Linked DNA regions of Homo sapiens: region 2 is linked to region 1. The links are chromatin loops, found by intact Hi-C in ENCODE. Cell type or tissue: GM12878. All regions are shown on one strand.

Region 1 (8,000 bases):
AAAAATATATGACCAATTAGAATCAGGAAAAATATAGCTAGAAGGTCAAGAGCTAGGAAAAGTTAAGGCATCAGTATGTACAGTATATGACCGCCATATAGAAACCTATCGCTTGGTCAAGCCAAGGTTTGTGTTGCCTCATAGCCAAAACAAAAAGAGAAACGTGATCAATTACATGGTTTACATTTTCCAACTGGAAAGGGACAAAAACTTGATAGAGAAAGAAAAGTAACTGGCAGAAAGAACTTCGCATATGAGGCTTTGTGTAGTACAGTGTTTTCAAGATGAAGGCAACCCAGGAACCCAGGTCACAAGAAGCATTTTTTAATGAAACAGAACTGCATAGAAAATATGAGAGCACATCAAATGTTTGTTGTGAAATTACTATTTTTTTTTTTTTTGAGACAGAGTCTTGCTCTGTTGCCCAGGCTGGAGTACAATGGTGCAATCTCGGCTCACTGCAACCTCTGCCTCCTGGGTTCAAGCTATTCTCCTGCCTCAGCCTCCTGAGTAGCTGGGATTACAGGCACCTGCCATCATGCCCAGCTAATTTTTGTATTTTTGTAGCAACGGGGTTTCACCATGTTGGCCAGACTGGTCTTGAACTCCTGACCTCAGGTGATCCACCCGCCTCAGCCTCCCAAAGTTCTGGGACTACAGGCATGAGCCACCATGCCCAGCCTGAAATTACTATTTCAATCATAACTAAAGACAGGTGTGTTTACAAGGCTGCAAGGTAAGATATATTTCTTACTGGAAGATAGTCCCCCAAATTTGAAAAACATCAAGAAGAAATATTAAGTGGACTTAATTTTCAACCCAACCCATGCCTATACCATCCTGCCTGGCTCTGGGTGGTGTGGAGCAAACTGTGCTTTCTGCAGCAAATCGTGGTCTTAACCCATTCTCCTACTGGTTCCTAGGCCTTTGACCCTGTCCAGTGGGCTTGTTTGCACCTTCTGGGCATTCCCCTAGTGGCAGCACCTTTGGACAAGTATAATAGGTTGGGCTCCCTGTCCCCTCCTGGCCTCTCAACCATCTGGCACCTGTCTCTGAGTCCACTTGCCATCTCCCTGCCCCACTGCATCTCAATCTCCCTTGCTTCTGTGAAAGCCTCAGTCAGGGATGGGAAACACAAAATAGTGCCTTTTTCTGCCTGCTCCAAACTGTCTCTTCTCCAGTTTCTCCAAGTTCCTTTTAAAATGTGAACCAAGTATTCATACATCCATTTTCATGGCAGCATAAATGACACTAGCCAAAAGGTAGAAACAACCCAAGTGTCCAAGAGATGAATGGCTAAACAAAATGTACTCTATCCATACTATGGAATATTATTCCCAGCCTTAAAAAGGAACAGGCCAGGCACAGTGGCACACACCTGTAGCCCCGGCAACTCGGGAAGCTGGGGCAGGAGGATCACTTGAGCCCAGGAGTTCAAGACTGTAATGCACTATGATCCCACCTGTGAACAGTGACTGCACTCCAGCCTAGGCAACACAGTGAGATCCCACCTCTAAAAAAAAAAAAAAAAAAAAAAAGAAGTACTGATACATGCTACAACATGGATGAGCCTCAAAAGCTAAGTCAAAGAAGCCAGACACAAAAGGATAAATATTGTATAATTCTACTTATATGAGGTACCCATAACAGCAAAATCATAGAGACAGAAAGTACAAGTGTGATTACCAGGGACTGGGGGGAGGGGGAATGAAAAGTAACTGCTTCATGGGTACAGAGTTTCTGTTTAAGATGATGAAAAAGTTCTGGAAACAGATAATGGTTACACAACCTTGAGAATGTACGTGATGCCACTGAATTGTACACTTAAAACGGTTAAAATCGTACATTTTATGTTATGTATATTTTACCATGATTTTTAAAAGGCATAACCCCAGTCCAATCCAATTTGAGGGATACTCAACAAAATAACTCTTCAAAAGCATCAAGGTCATGAAAATCAAGAAAGACTGGGGAACTGTTACAGACTGCAGGAGACTAGGAGAAATAACTAAATGCAACACGGATTCTGAAGAGGAACCTAGAACAACCACAAAAAAAGGACCTTAGTGGAAACCCTGATGAAATTAAGCAAGATCTATAGTACAGTATTAGATATAGTATAGCATAGTATAGTATTTAGCATATAGCATTTAGATATATAGTATGATAGCAATGTTGATTTCCTGATTCTAATAATAGTACTATGATTATATAATATGTTAACATTATGGGACGCTGGGAAAGGGATATATGGAAACTATACCATTTTTGCATCTTTTCCATAAGTCTAAAGTTTGTTCAAAATAAAAAGTTAAAAATAAAAACAGCAGGCCAGGCGCGGTGGCTCACGCCTGTAATCCCAGCACTTTGAGAGGCCAAGGCGGGTAGATCACGAGGTCAGGAGATCGAGACCATCCTGGTTAACACGGTGAAACCCCGTCTCTACTAAAAAATACAAAAAATTAGCCAGGCGTGGTGGCAGGCACCTGTAGTCCCAGCTACTCGGGAGGCTGAGGCAGAAGAATGGCATGAACCCAGGAGGCAGAACTTGCAGTGAGCCGAGATCCCGCCACTGCACTCCAGCCTGGGCGACAGAGCAAGACTCTGTCTCAAAAAAATAAATAAAAAATAAATAAAAATAAATAATAAAAAAAATAGCAATCCACACTAAAAAAGAAACAGTGTACTATATGAGGACTTCAAAAAGTTCATGGAAAATAGAATTAAAAGATAAAATTATAAATTTTATTTCTCAACATAATCTCCATCAAGGTTAAGGCACTTTTGCAAGTGATGACACCAGCCACTTAGTTCATCCCTAAAGAACTGAGGGTCTTGGGAATTTAACCATGTCAATGCAGTCTTTTTCACATTATTAACTGAAGGAAAATAGGTGATCTTTACAGATTTTTTTTAAAGATTAGGACAAAAAAGGAGTCAGAGCCAAATACAGACTGTGAAGTGGATGCCTAATGATTTCCCCTCAAAATTCTCACAAGATTGCCCTTGTTTGATACGAGGAATGAGAATGAGCAGGAGCATTGTCATGGTGAAGAACTCTCTGGTGAACTGTTCCTGGATGTTCTTCTGCTCATGCTCTGACTTTCTCAAAACACTGTCATAATAAACAGATTTTATTGTTCTTTGGCCCTCCAAGAAGTCAACAAGCAACATGCCTGGAGCATCCCCAAAAACTGTTGCCCTGACCTTTGCTCTTGACCGCTTTTGCTTTGACTGGACCACTTCCGCCTCTTGGTAGCCACTGCTCTGATTGTGCTTTGTCTTCAGGATGGCACTGGGAAAGCCGTGTTTCATCTCCTGTTACAGTTCTTCCAATAAATTCTTCATGATCTTGATCTCACCTGTTTAGAATTTCCACTGGAAGCTCCGCTCTTGTTTGCACCTGATCTGGGAGCAATGGTTTTGCCACCCATTGAATTTGCTCGGTTTTAATTTTTCAGTCAGAATTGTGTGAGCTGAACCAATTGAGATGTCTGTGGTGTTGGCTATTGTTTCTGTTGTTAATTGTCAGTCCTCTTCTATTAGGGCATAAACAAGATAAATTTTTTCCTCGAAAATTGATATGGATAGTCTGCCGCTGCAGACCTTATCTTCAACATTGTTTTGTCCTTTCTTAAAATGAGCTATCTATTTGTAAACTGCTAATTTCTTTGGAATATTGTCCCCATAAATTTTGTGTAAAGCATCAGTTATTTCACCATTCTTCCACTCAAGCTTCACTATAAGTTTGGTGTTTGTTCTTGCTTCAATTTTAGCAGAATTCATGTTGCTCTGATAGGGGCTCTTTCCAAACTGGTGTCTTATCTTTCTTAGTGCCTCAAACTAGATACTATTCAGACATGTTACAGCCAAGTTAGTGTGAGTTTATTTTGGTGCAAAAAAAAAAAAATTTAAATCCATGAATAGTTTTTTCATAATACCCATTTTCCATGAACTTGTTGAAGTCTCCTCATATAGCTCTGTATTACTTGGCTTTGATCCTTATCCTAAAAGAGGTCAGCTCACAATTGAAGTATCCAAATGAAAAACAAGCACTCCAGGGATGGTGGATCAGCATTTGAAAGACTAATCAGAGTCCATTTGCACCAGAGTTGGTTAATTAGCATGATGAAAACAAGCAGTGGCCCTCTGCTCTAGGAATTGGGTGAAAATATTGTGCCACCATCTCCATCCTCAGAAGAACCGCACAAAAGAATCTAGAAATAACAGCAGTCTGCCCCCTTCAGAGAAGAGGCCCAGGACTGTCAGGGGCCATTGTCAACCACTAAAGGAGGACCCTGTCCCCTCCCTGGGGGTTAGCTGAATCCCGGCACTGGAATACAGTGGCATCTGCCTTGAATGTCTCTTTCCCAAAAGGGGCCCGGCCAGAGGGCTCAAGCTTTGCTGAGCTTACAAAACAGACTGCAGTGTGCTCTCTTTTTTTTTTAAAGAGACAGGGTCTTGCTCTGTTGCCCAGGCTGGAGTACAGTGACAGGATCATAGCTCACTACAGCCTTGAACTCCTGAGCTCAAGTAATCCTTCCACCTCAGCCTCCCAAGTAACAGGGACTATAGGTATGTGCCACCACGCCCAGCTAAAGCAGGGCTCTCTTCATGCCTGCTTACTAACAAGTGTCTGAATGAGTGGCCAAAACGTGTCTGAGACTTGCTTTCACTGTAACATACCTCCCAGTCATGGGACCGTGGGAAAGGATGCACAAAGCTCCCACGTACTATTTCTCAAAAGAACTTGTCAGTTCTTCAAAGTCCAAACCAGTTTAAGTTCACAACAGATTATTTGTTAGAATTCTTGAGAACACATTTAAGGCTCTGTGAGCCTGTACCAGACCGGTTTACATTCTCCAGAGCAGAGCCCTCCTGGGACGGGGTCCCCAGCTGGGCTGCTGCTCTCTCCAGAGAGAGTTGTTTGGACAGTGACACCCAACACCCCCCAACCTCCCTCGGGACACCAAGTGGCCACAATGAACCCCTGAGGCTTTTAGTGGCAAGAGTGCACTGGATGTCCAAAAAGTAAGCAAATAAATTTGTTTAGCCCAGCGTCTAAGTTGACTCAACAGTAGAATCAATCACAAAGCCTACAAACAAAAAAGCCCATGCTTTTATTTTCTTTGGGGCCAGATGTAATCAACCCCATCTTCTATTTTCTCTCTCCCAAGGGGCAGACTCGTCTATCATTTCCTGTCCTCATCCCCCTGCTTCCTCATTCCTCGCTCGCTGGCCAGCCCAGCTGCTACCAGTCATCCTAACTCCCTGCTCCCCTTCACAGCCATCCATCCCCAGGCTCTAGCAGCCCCTGGTAAGAGTCTCAGCTGGGATCATCAAAACTCCAGGACCACCCTACAGAGAAACAAGGTATCTGACAAACTTCACAGTCTAGTGGTCTAAGAGAAACCCTCTCAACTTCCTGAAACTCTGCAAATATAGAAGCCATCTTCCACGTAGGCTGCCACCAAAATGATTGCCCCTTTGGCCCTACCCGACATGGAGATTTAGGAAAACAAAGTCCCTGGTGTGGATTGGCAGAACAACACCCCCCCACCCCCTGCAAAGATTTCCACATCCCAATCCCAAGCAAAAGGGAATGAAAGTTGCAGATGGAATTAAGGTTGCTCATCAGCTGGCCTTACAAAAGGAAGAGTCGCCTGGATTATCCAGGTGGACCCAATGTACCCACAAGGGTTCTTAAAAAGAGAGCGGGGGCACAGGAGAGAAGATCAAGTGACACAACCTGAAAAGGACCTGGGTCACTGTTGGTGGCTTTGAAGATGGAGGAAGGGGTCATGAGCCAAGGAATACGGGCTGCCTCTAGAAGATGGGAAATGGAAGGGAACGGGATTTTCCTTAGAGTTTCCAAAAAGGAATGCAGCCCAGTCAGCACTTTGATTTTAGCCCAGTGAGACCCACATCAAACTTCTGACCACAGAACTGTAAGACAGTAAAATCTGTGTTGTTTTAAGCCACTCATTTTATGGTAATTTGTTAGGGCAACAATAGGAAACGAATATACCTGGTTACCAGTACCACCGCTGCGTCTTTTGGACCTGACGGATAAGCGACTGTTAATGAAGTAAAACTCTCTATGCGGAGCCCACAGCACTTTCAAGTCACTTCCCCCGGAAGGCCGGCACCATGCCCCTAGCACTTATGTCCAAAGAAACCAGTGCCCAAGGACTGAAAACACACTGTGGTTTTGTGTCACAGGGCAACTTCTAAATAGAACACTTTGCCTGTGCCATTTTTGTGAGATATCTGCTTGACACAGATCTTTAAAAAGCAAACCCACTCAGAGTTATTTCTGTAACTGAAGGTGGGCAAGAATGGGGATAGTAAAATGAGACTATTACTTATGAAATGAGCAATGGAAGTTAGGCCTATTCTTATTTATCATTTAATGCATTAATCTGCACCTAAGTATGGTGATGACAATTTCCATTTCAGACCACCCAAAACCCACAGTGCATGGGTCTCGGCCTTGGTGGTGTTCTTTAATGGCCTCAAAGCTGTTTTATGCCAGTCTGTTCTTCTGGTTGTTTGGCTGGTGCCATAAACTCACAGCCAGAATTCATTCTTTGCAACGTATTTTTCTTGTGGTAAGTACCCTAAACCCACAGTGAAACAGAATCCTGCTTAATAGAGGGTGGAGGTGGAGGAGGGGAGCCATGTGAAGGTCAGCACTCCCTATTTCAATAGATTTGGATTCTCCTTCCAACTAGCTGGGAGTGGAGGTTCAAACCTTAACAGTGTTCAACTGACAAAGGTCTTGCTCAGTGATTCTTATTGCCCAAGCTTGAAAGTAGCTACGGATCACACAAGCTGGCCTAAAAATAAAAAGCAACGATTTCCAATGCCAGAACAGTGGGGCCATTTAAGCTCTATTTTTAGCAAGTCTCGGTTACCTGGGAAGCAGCATATGGCTCCTATAATTCTTCAAAGAGTGAGAGCATTAAAAGATTGAAGTGCCTGCGATGAATGGGCTGGTCCCCAAATGACTGTACACACACTGACCAAAGGAGACAGCCAACACCCCAGTTGACCCAACAGGCTTCCAAAGGGACCCACCTTCATGCTGCAATCTCTTAGCCATTAGCAACAGTTCAAATATTAAGCCAGATGACGGAGGAGTTTCCACTACCAATTTATGACATTGAAGACTTTGTGTTTTTGACAGGAGGGCATTTTCTAAGCAATTACTCCCTAGGGAGGAAGAAAAGAATCCTGAAGCAAAACACCAGGGACTGGTTCAAGCTAACATAAAGCAAGAGGAAAAAAGAAGAAAAACATCCCGCATTGCAGGGGGCCAGAGACACTTCCCTAAAATGCAGGATGAGAGCCCTGCTGCAGAAATGAGCACTCTGGCTCCCTTACCTCAAATCTACTGTGCCCAACCCAGGGCACCCAAATGTGCCTCTTTACTCACCCAGGAGGAAGTGTGGCAAGCCTGAAAGCTGACCACAACTAAGGAAGATAAAGGAGAAGATTTCTTCTATGGTAGAACCATGGCAGGGAAACTTTGGAGGGGACAGTAAAACAAGCTAGCCCCTCAGCTACCCTGAAGACAGGGCACGCGCTTTACAAGGGGCTGATCATATAAATGGGTCTTTTCTTGGCAAGTTCAATGCAAAAGAAACTTCTGAGGGCTGGATGCGGTGGCTCATGCCTGTAATTGCAGCACTTTGGGAGGCCGAGATGCCAGGAGTTTGAGACCAGCCTGGGCAACATAACGAGACCTCCATCCCTACAAAAAAATTAAAATATTAGGCAGGTATGGTGGTGCACACCTGTGGTCCCAGCTACTCGGGAGGCTGAGGCAGGAAGATCGCTTGAGCCCAGGAGTTTGAGGGTACAATGAGCCATGATCACACCACTGCACTCTAGCCTGCGCAACAGAGCGAGACCCTGTCTCTTTAAAAAAAAAAAAAGAAAAGAAAAAAAAGAAATTTCTGTTAACGGCTAATCAAAGGCCACAGGAAGATTCTCAT
Region 2 (8,000 bases), 70 kb before region 1:
GATGAAAAGGGTTACTCAAAAGAAAATACTTCACTCAACCTATAAAGTACCAATCTCTGATCACATGAGTTCTTTGCAACCCTCTTTGAAAAGGACTTAAAAGGAAAGTTAAAAAAATAAAAAAATAAAAAGAGGCCAGGCACGGTGGCTCACGCCTGTAATCCCAGCACTTTGGGAGGCCTAGGCGGGCGGATCACGAGGTCAGGAGTTTGAGGCCATCCTGGCCAACATGGCAAAATCAGGTCTCTACTGAAAGTACAAAAATTAGCCGGGCATGGTGGCGCATGCCTGTAGTCCCAGCTACTCAGGAGGCTGAGGCAGGAGAATTGCTTGAACCTGAGAGGCAGAGGTTGTGGTGAGCTGAGATTGCGCCACTGCACTCTAGCCTGGGTGATACAGCAAGGCTCCATCTCAAAAAAATATATAAAAATAAAAATAAAGAAAGAAAAAGAAAAACCTCAAACCAGACGGGGTCAGAAAACTTGGGTGAGGGAAGGGGGTGGTGATTTCTATTATCATATTATTAAATGATTATGGTGACCACCACCACTGCCATTTGAAAGTACCTCCTAGAAGCCAGGCACTGTGTCCACTCTTCTTGTCAACTCAGGGTGTTGTGGTCCCTCTTTAGGAAAGCAAAATCAGGGGACCTGACTTGCTAAAAGCCCCCATCTTAGTCAGCCTAGGTTGCCATAACAAAATACCACAGACTAGGGGGGCTTAAATAATAGAAATTCATTACCTCACAGCTCTGAAGGCTGGAATCAAGGTACATTGGGTTTCTCCTGGGGCCCCTCTCCTTGGCTTGCAGATAGCCACCTGCTTGCTGTGTCCTCACATGGTCTTTCCTCTGTGCGTCTGCGTCCCTGGTATCTCTCGGTGAGCCCTAATCTCCTCTTCTTATGAGGACACCAGTCAGATTGGATTAAGGCCTACCCTAATGGCCTCATTTTAACTTAATCACCTCTTTAAAGGACCTATCTCCAAAGACAGTCACATTATGAGGTACAGGGGGGTTAGGGACAAAATTTGGCCCATAATAGCCCCTTAGGGAAAAAGCCACAGAGCCCACATTCCAACCCAGAACTATTTGACCCCAGAGGCCATTTTCCTCAGATCACACTGCCTGCCCCCTAAAAGCCCTCTTCATTTGCTATAAAGGAAAATATATTATCTGAACAATAAGAAAAATAAATAACAGCTTTTTGGTTTGTTCCCTTTTTAAGACTCTCTCGAGGTCATCCCCTGGGAAAGGCCAGGGAGAGTCCCCAGGGCACAGTGTCAGCCCTCGGGGCTCAAGGAGAAAGGAAATGAAAGCTGCCCCACCTCCTCTAAGAGGCCCAGCCTGAGGCCAAACCTACATGGATTTTAGCTTCCACCTTCCAGGACACTTCAGGCCGACTCAAAAAAAAAAAAAAAAATCCTGGCCAAGAATACCCTAAAAAGTGCCCATCAGAAAGCCCTGACTTTTCAGAAAATATGAGCCCTTCACATGGTTACCTGGGCTCTGGCAGCTGCCGTACCCACCAGGGTTCACAGAATCATCTTCAAACATCTACCATCCTCTGCTCCTTCAGATACCAAATCATATAAAAGATGGCACCCTGCTGTGCCCTTCCCTAGGCAGGAAAGCAGTGCTCTGAAGACTGAGATGACAGAGTCCTTTATGAGCACCGTTCTGGGGGCCTACAAGGGGGAGATGTCCAGGAGAGAGCCCTCCTTTACCAAGCACAGGGACCCCATGAAATCAGAAGAATTCTAGAGTGGACAACCAATCAAAATACTTACGTTCCAAACACCCAGCCAGAGTGAAGAGGACCAGAAACCAAGTGTTGGTTAAAATTTGATTAGGGATACATATCTGATCCAAGATAATAAAACAATTTAAAGCCCTAAATGCAGTACCAGCTATATTTTTTTTAAGGACAGTGTGAAAAAAAGTCATCTTGGAGTGGGAGAAGATGGGGAATGAAGAAACATCAGAAAAGACGTCATGGAAGAGATAAGAGGGGTAGTAATGACTGTAACATGATTATAACATGTTACATTTACATTTATTATATTATGTTCCATTTGATACAGTGTACCAAATGCCAAATGACCTATGCTTCTATTTCAGAGACCCACTGATATTTACATGTCACAACCTCTTTAGTAATAAGGGTCCATTTCTAACCACCTCAATTCTAATTGAGGCATGTCATCGAATACTCCCAGAAAGTTGTCTATCTGGGTATTGTCTCCCAACTTTATATGCATATTCTAACTCTGTGGTTGAAAAAAGTAAAAGCCAGTTTCAGGCCAACCCCAGGAGGAAACCAGTAAATACACATCCCCCTGAGTATGCTCAAGGCTGAAAACCAATACTCATAATGGTCATTAGGGAAGACATGGTCTCCTAACCAACTATGCTCCTTCCTATAGATGAGATTCTACCTTTGTGTTCCCAGCTTATTAATCAATAATTTATGCCAGGCATGAAAAAAATGCCTGATAGAAACAAGTCAAGCTATATATTGCTGGTAGAAGGGCAATTTAGCAATATCTATCAAAACCATAAGGACATAAACTCTTAACCCAACAACTCCACTGCTAAGCATGTATCCTATGGATAGACTCATAATAGAAGGTGACTTGTTGCAGGAGAAGCTGAAAACAACCCCAAATAGGGCACCAATTAAACAGAATAAGGTGCTGATATAGAAAGATGCATTAAGTAGAAAAAAGCTACTTGGCTCACACATTGCATTCTGTTGCCCAATTTGTGGGTTTTAAATTTTTTTGTATTTCAATATTTGTACAAGCATACAAAAATCCTAGAGAATGAAAAAAAAAAAAAAACCAAGAGGGAGGGGAGTAAAGTAGGAAACTTTATGCTCTTCTCTACCATCTGAATGTCTTTTCCGTGAGTTTATAATTTAAAACACATAGAAGAAAAATCCATGAGCAATGAGAATTCACGAGCATATAGCCTTGAATTTCTTTCAGTAGTGAACAGAATCTTAAAGGACGGTTAAGCAACCTTCACTGGGCTGATTCCTACTCAGGAAGTAGCCTGACACAGTTAAGACTGGGCTTCATGAACAAGGCACGAAACCCAAATGGTTTCTTATTAGTCATCGTTCAATCAGAAAACCAAAGAACTTTCCACACCCCATTCTGCAAGTCTAGCACATAAACACATTTTTAATCAATACATTTCCGTAATTTTGAGGGGTAAAGGTATGTGACATAATTAAAATACAATCCAGAACACTATGAATTCAATATCTTACTCAATGGATACTAAAAATTACAGTGATGGTAACTTCTAGAAGGAAAAAAAATAAGCTGGAAAGGGTGTAAGTATGCACATGGATACTCACCACGGTTTTGCATGTTAACAGCAAAAACAAAATTAGAAGCAAACCAAACGTACACAACAGGAGACTAAGTGAATAAACTATATGCTAGCCATACAACAAAATACTACAAACCTTAGTAACTCTGTATCATAGATATGGAAAGGTATTTGTGGCACATTTAAATTAAAAAGCTGTTTATAACAGCTTTTGGTATGGCTCTATTTGGAAAATTATTTTTTTAATATATACTTGTATACGCATGCTGGAAAAGGTTAGAAGGAAATAGACCAAAATATGAACCATGGTTATCTCGGCAGTAGGATTACAGGAGATTCTGCATATGTATATTTTGGCTGATCTCTATTCTAACTTTTCTATCAAAACATTTTTAACTGTGTGATTTTTAACTTAAAAAAATGTTGGCTATCTTATCCTTTGGCAGACACAATGCTCTTCCACGGAAGAGAATTCAACATGAAACATGTTGCTTGTTCTCTATTTTGCCCCTTTGCAGGTCTTTCAACAGTTTTTCTGATGCTTTAGAAACTAGAGAAAGGGGAAGAAGACAGGTCTAACATTTTCAAGGTCGTCTTTCCCTCTTTTAAATGTGGCTATTATGTTAGGCCAGTGGTTCCTAACCAGAGGCAATTGTGCCCCAGCAAGGGACATTTGGTAATGTCTGGAGACGCTTTCCTTTGTTGTCACGACTTGGAGGGATCTGGCGGGGGCGGGGGGTGGGGGCAGGGGCGGGACGGGCGATTGTGCTATTGGCATCTAGCGAGTAGACCCCAGAGATGCTCCTAAACATCCTACAACACACAGGACAGCCCCCACAACAGGCTTAACTGGCTCAAAATATCAACAGTGCCAAGGCTAAGAAACTCTGGGTAAATGAGTCTTCAAGTGACTCCCTAACCCTTCATAAACAGCACCCTCAAATGGCTATATAAGAGCATCTGGGCCAGGCATGGGTGGCTCACACCTGTAATCTCAGCACTTTGGGAGGCCGAGGTGGGAGGATTACTTTAGCCCAGGAATTCCAGACCAGCCTGAGCAATATAGTGGGACCCCATCTCTTAAAAAAATTTTAAAATTAGTCAGGCATGGTGGTTGCACACCTGTAATCCCAGCTATTTGGGAGGCTGAGGTGGGAGGATTGTTTGAGCCTGGGAGGTTGAGGCTACAGTGAGTTGTGATCACACCACTGCACTCTGGCCTAGGTGACAGAGCAAGCAAGACATTGTCTCAAGGAAAAAAAAATATATATATATATATATATATATCTGGCTAAGAGGCACCCGTGCTAAAGTGGGAATGCACTGATCGCTGAGGCGGAATACCTGGGTTGAATCCTGGATCTGCCTCTTTTCTAGCCGTGAAGCCTCAGGCAGGCAACTGTACTATCCTGCTGATTACCCCATCCTCCTCTATAAACTGGAAATCCCACCACTGGCCATCCACCTCCCACCTCTGAGTGCACAAGAAGCTTCAACACAATAATATGGGAGAAGAGGTTTTGTAAACTATAAAGCACCATGCACATGTGAATGCTATTATCATTCTAGGGTAGTAGTTGGCCAAGTTTACTAATGAACACACACTTAGGGTTTCAATGAGTCTTTACCTAGCACATTCCCACTGCCCTGAGTCACATTAACCTACTTCAGATGCTAACTTGGCAGTGATTTTTACTAAATACTGAAGCTGAAAAACATAAAGAGTGGTTTTCCTATATTATCTCTCCCTTGGCTTAAACTGTGAAGCACCAGAACTTAGTGATCAGACAACATGACCTGGAATCAGACTCCCAGGAAAGAATCCCACCTTTACATCTTACTAGCTTGGTGACCATGGAAAGTGATGTGGCTTCTCTGTGTCTCAGTTTCCTCATCTGTCTATCCAAACCAGAACATTTCAGAGTGAAATGGTTTATCATCTGACCAGGACATCTGAGAATGAAAGCAGGTGATGTCAATGTTAATGCGAGGACAACAGGCATACACCAGAACGGTCCCCAGGCAAGTAGAGGAAATAAGGTGGCTCTAAAAGAAGGGATAATGCTGGGCATGGTGGCTCACACCTATAATCCCAACACTTTGGGAGGCCCAGGCAGGCAGATCACTGAGCCCAGGAGTTCAAGACCAGCCTGGGCAACATGGTGAAACCCTGTCTCTACAAAAAAAAAAAAAAAAAAAAAATCAGCCAGGCATGGTGGTGTGCAACTATAGTCCCAGCTACTCAGGAGGCTGAGAGGTGGGAGGCTCACTTGAGCCCAGGAGGTCGAGGCTGCAGTGAGCTGTGATTGCACCATTGCACTCCAGCCTGGGTGAGAGTGAGATCCCGTCTCAATAAATAGATAAATAAATAGGCCGGACATGGTGGCTCACGCCTGTAATCCCAGCACTTTGGGAGGCTGAGGCGGGCGGATCACGAGGTCAGGAGATCGAGACCATCCTGGCTAACATGGTGAAACCCCGTCTCTACTAAAAATACAAAGAATTAGCTGGGCTTGGTGGCAGGCGCCTGGAGTCCCAGCATCTCGGGAGGCTGAGGCAGGAGAATGGCATGAACTCGGGAGGCAGAGCTTGCAGTGAGCCGAGATAGCGCCACTGCACTCCAGCCTGGGCGACAGAGCAAGACTCTATCTCAAAAAATAAATAAAATAAAATAAAATAAAGAAGAAAATGATAACAGTGCCTGCCTCACAGCCTTGTAGTGATGACTAAATCAGATAAAAGAGGCAAAGCACACAGTACACACTCATTAAATGCTAGCTACGATTTTTTTTGTCCTTACTCCTTCCATTCATTCAGCAAATCCTTAGTGCCCAGGCATGACTCTGGGTGCCAAGAAAGTAACAGGAAGTCAGTGAATAAGAGCTTATCTGATCAACAAAGACAAAAGGATTTATTATTATCCCAAAGTCCCTGATTCAGGAAAGCTATTTCAGTTTGACTAAAAGTGAGCTATAAATGAATCCCATTAAGTTGTATTAATTAATGCCCTTTGTAACTTAGCACTCAATGCTTCAAGGCATGTTACGATATTCGCTCCCTTTCATTTCTATGCACACCCCATTATGATGAATTACATATGGCATGTCCACCAAGACAGCTTTACAGAACCCATACATTATGAAAGCAAAGTTGCTTTAGCTTGCTTTTGCATGGAGATGCATCTGTATCTTTTGCCAAGAATTAAGCATTTTAGTTCAGTATACTAGAACAATTTTCTCTAAAAGTCAACACTCACCATGAGAGGTAGATATTCCTTATTTTACAGAGACGTTCTTTAACCTCTAGGGGCTTGGTGCTGTAATCACAAATTCCTTTTCCTTCCTCCTTTTGCCGCCCTCCATTTCAGTAAAATTGGTCTCAATTACTATGACCACAAATTCTCACACCCTAATGTTTCTGTACTCAACTACGGGGCCTTGCCCTTTCCTCCTCCTCCTCCTCCATGTTCACATTTTACGAGGCACATTCTCAGTCAGCCCTCCTTTTGTGCTAATTTCTGAGGCCATTACAGAGGCCATATTCCACTCCTTCGGCAATTCTTAGATCTCAAACAAATACCAGCCAGACCCCATCACTGGAAAGGCAAGCTACGGACCTCCAAAAAGAGTCTGCCTATGGAGTAAGCTGTTTGTGCGTAATTCACAACAAACTGAGGGGCTATCAGTTTCTGTTGTACTTCATGCCTCTGTCTTGATTCAAAGAAGCTTAAATCAATGGTGTGTGTTTTGATCTCGTGCTAATTATGCAGATGTGTTTAGTTTGTAAAAATTCAACAGCCGTACCCTCATGCGCATTTTATGTATGTCTATTATATTGCCATAAAAATTCTTTTTAATAGCTTACACCATGTAAACCTCTATATAAACTAAGCATAGTTTACACCTCACCTACACTAATGTCCCTCAAACTGTTTTCAAATGGACTGCCACCAATCGGTGGGCCACGTAATCAGTTTAGAAGGTCCTGACAAGCATCTGTTGAATGGAATGGAGAATACAAGAGGGCATCACACACAGTGAAGGCAGCTACTGTTTCAGGAAACTTACCTCAGTTACATGGGATGTGTACCGTAGACCAGGTTGCCAGATGTTTTTTTAACTGCAGAACTTGGTTGATATAGCCCTGGGAGACACTGAGTACATCAACAAATAAAAGATGAATTTGGGAGTCAGACAAGCCTGGTTTCTGATCTTGGCTGGTTGCAACCTATGTGCTTAGGAACAAGTCACCTAACCTCAGTGAGCCTCCATTTTGCTATCTCTAAAATGGTGGTAAAAACTGTCAACTCCCTGGAATTGGTGTAAGGTGTCAGTGAGCTGGCAAACAGTCTGCCACAGAGTGCTACTTAGACATGGTCCCTACCCCCACTGCCATTTAGGTGGTGCCTTGGGCTAGCTTCTTTACCTGTAGGAAGGAAGTTTCAAGGAAATATACAAAGAAAGGAAGTGCCAAGGTCGAGACCTCACTAACATCTGAGAGCATCAGGGCAGGGGAAAGCTATTATCCCAGCACATTTGGTGGTAAGTCATCTGGCTTTGTATTCCAACCAGAGGGAAAACCACTTTCCAAGATAATGGGGTTTTTCACATTATTCTTGGCAGGAGGTGGAGAAAGGCAGAAAGGGAAGAAGGTCTCAGTA

The links. A loop is a pair of places that touch in the nucleus more often than their neighbours do. Peaks named below come from ENCODE experiments on the same cell type or tissue, not always from the same donor. Only the 100,000 strongest peaks of a DNase experiment are listed, where the experiment ranks them.
Region 2: a loop joins it to region 1, with 2.0 times the contacts of the local background. A loop is called at or near these places in 5 of 110 quality-filtered maps.

The regions. Positions count from the first base shown.
Region 1 is chrX:19,858,766-19,866,765 of GRCh38, forward strand. The region is part of intron 1 of SH3KBP1 (SH3 domain containing kinase binding protein 1); the gene reads right to left. Among named protein-coding and RNA genes, the nearest start is that of SH3KBP1, 25 kb to the right of the region's middle. RefSeq lists enhancers at 3,791-4,397, 4,642-4,941, 5,312-5,361. In GM12878, no CTCF peak of the experiment used is centred here; DNase peaks (open chromatin) are centred at 4,806 and 6,259; H3K4me3 peaks cover 2,137 bases; H3K27ac peaks cover 6,267 bases.
Region 2 is chrX:19,788,711-19,796,710 of GRCh38, forward strand. The region is part of intron 2 of SH3KBP1 (SH3 domain containing kinase binding protein 1); the gene reads right to left. Among named protein-coding and RNA genes, the nearest start is that of SH3KBP1, 95 kb to the right of the region's middle. In GM12878, no CTCF peak of the experiment used is centred here; no DNase peak of the experiment used is centred here; H3K4me3 peaks cover 302 bases; H3K27ac peaks cover 4,374 bases.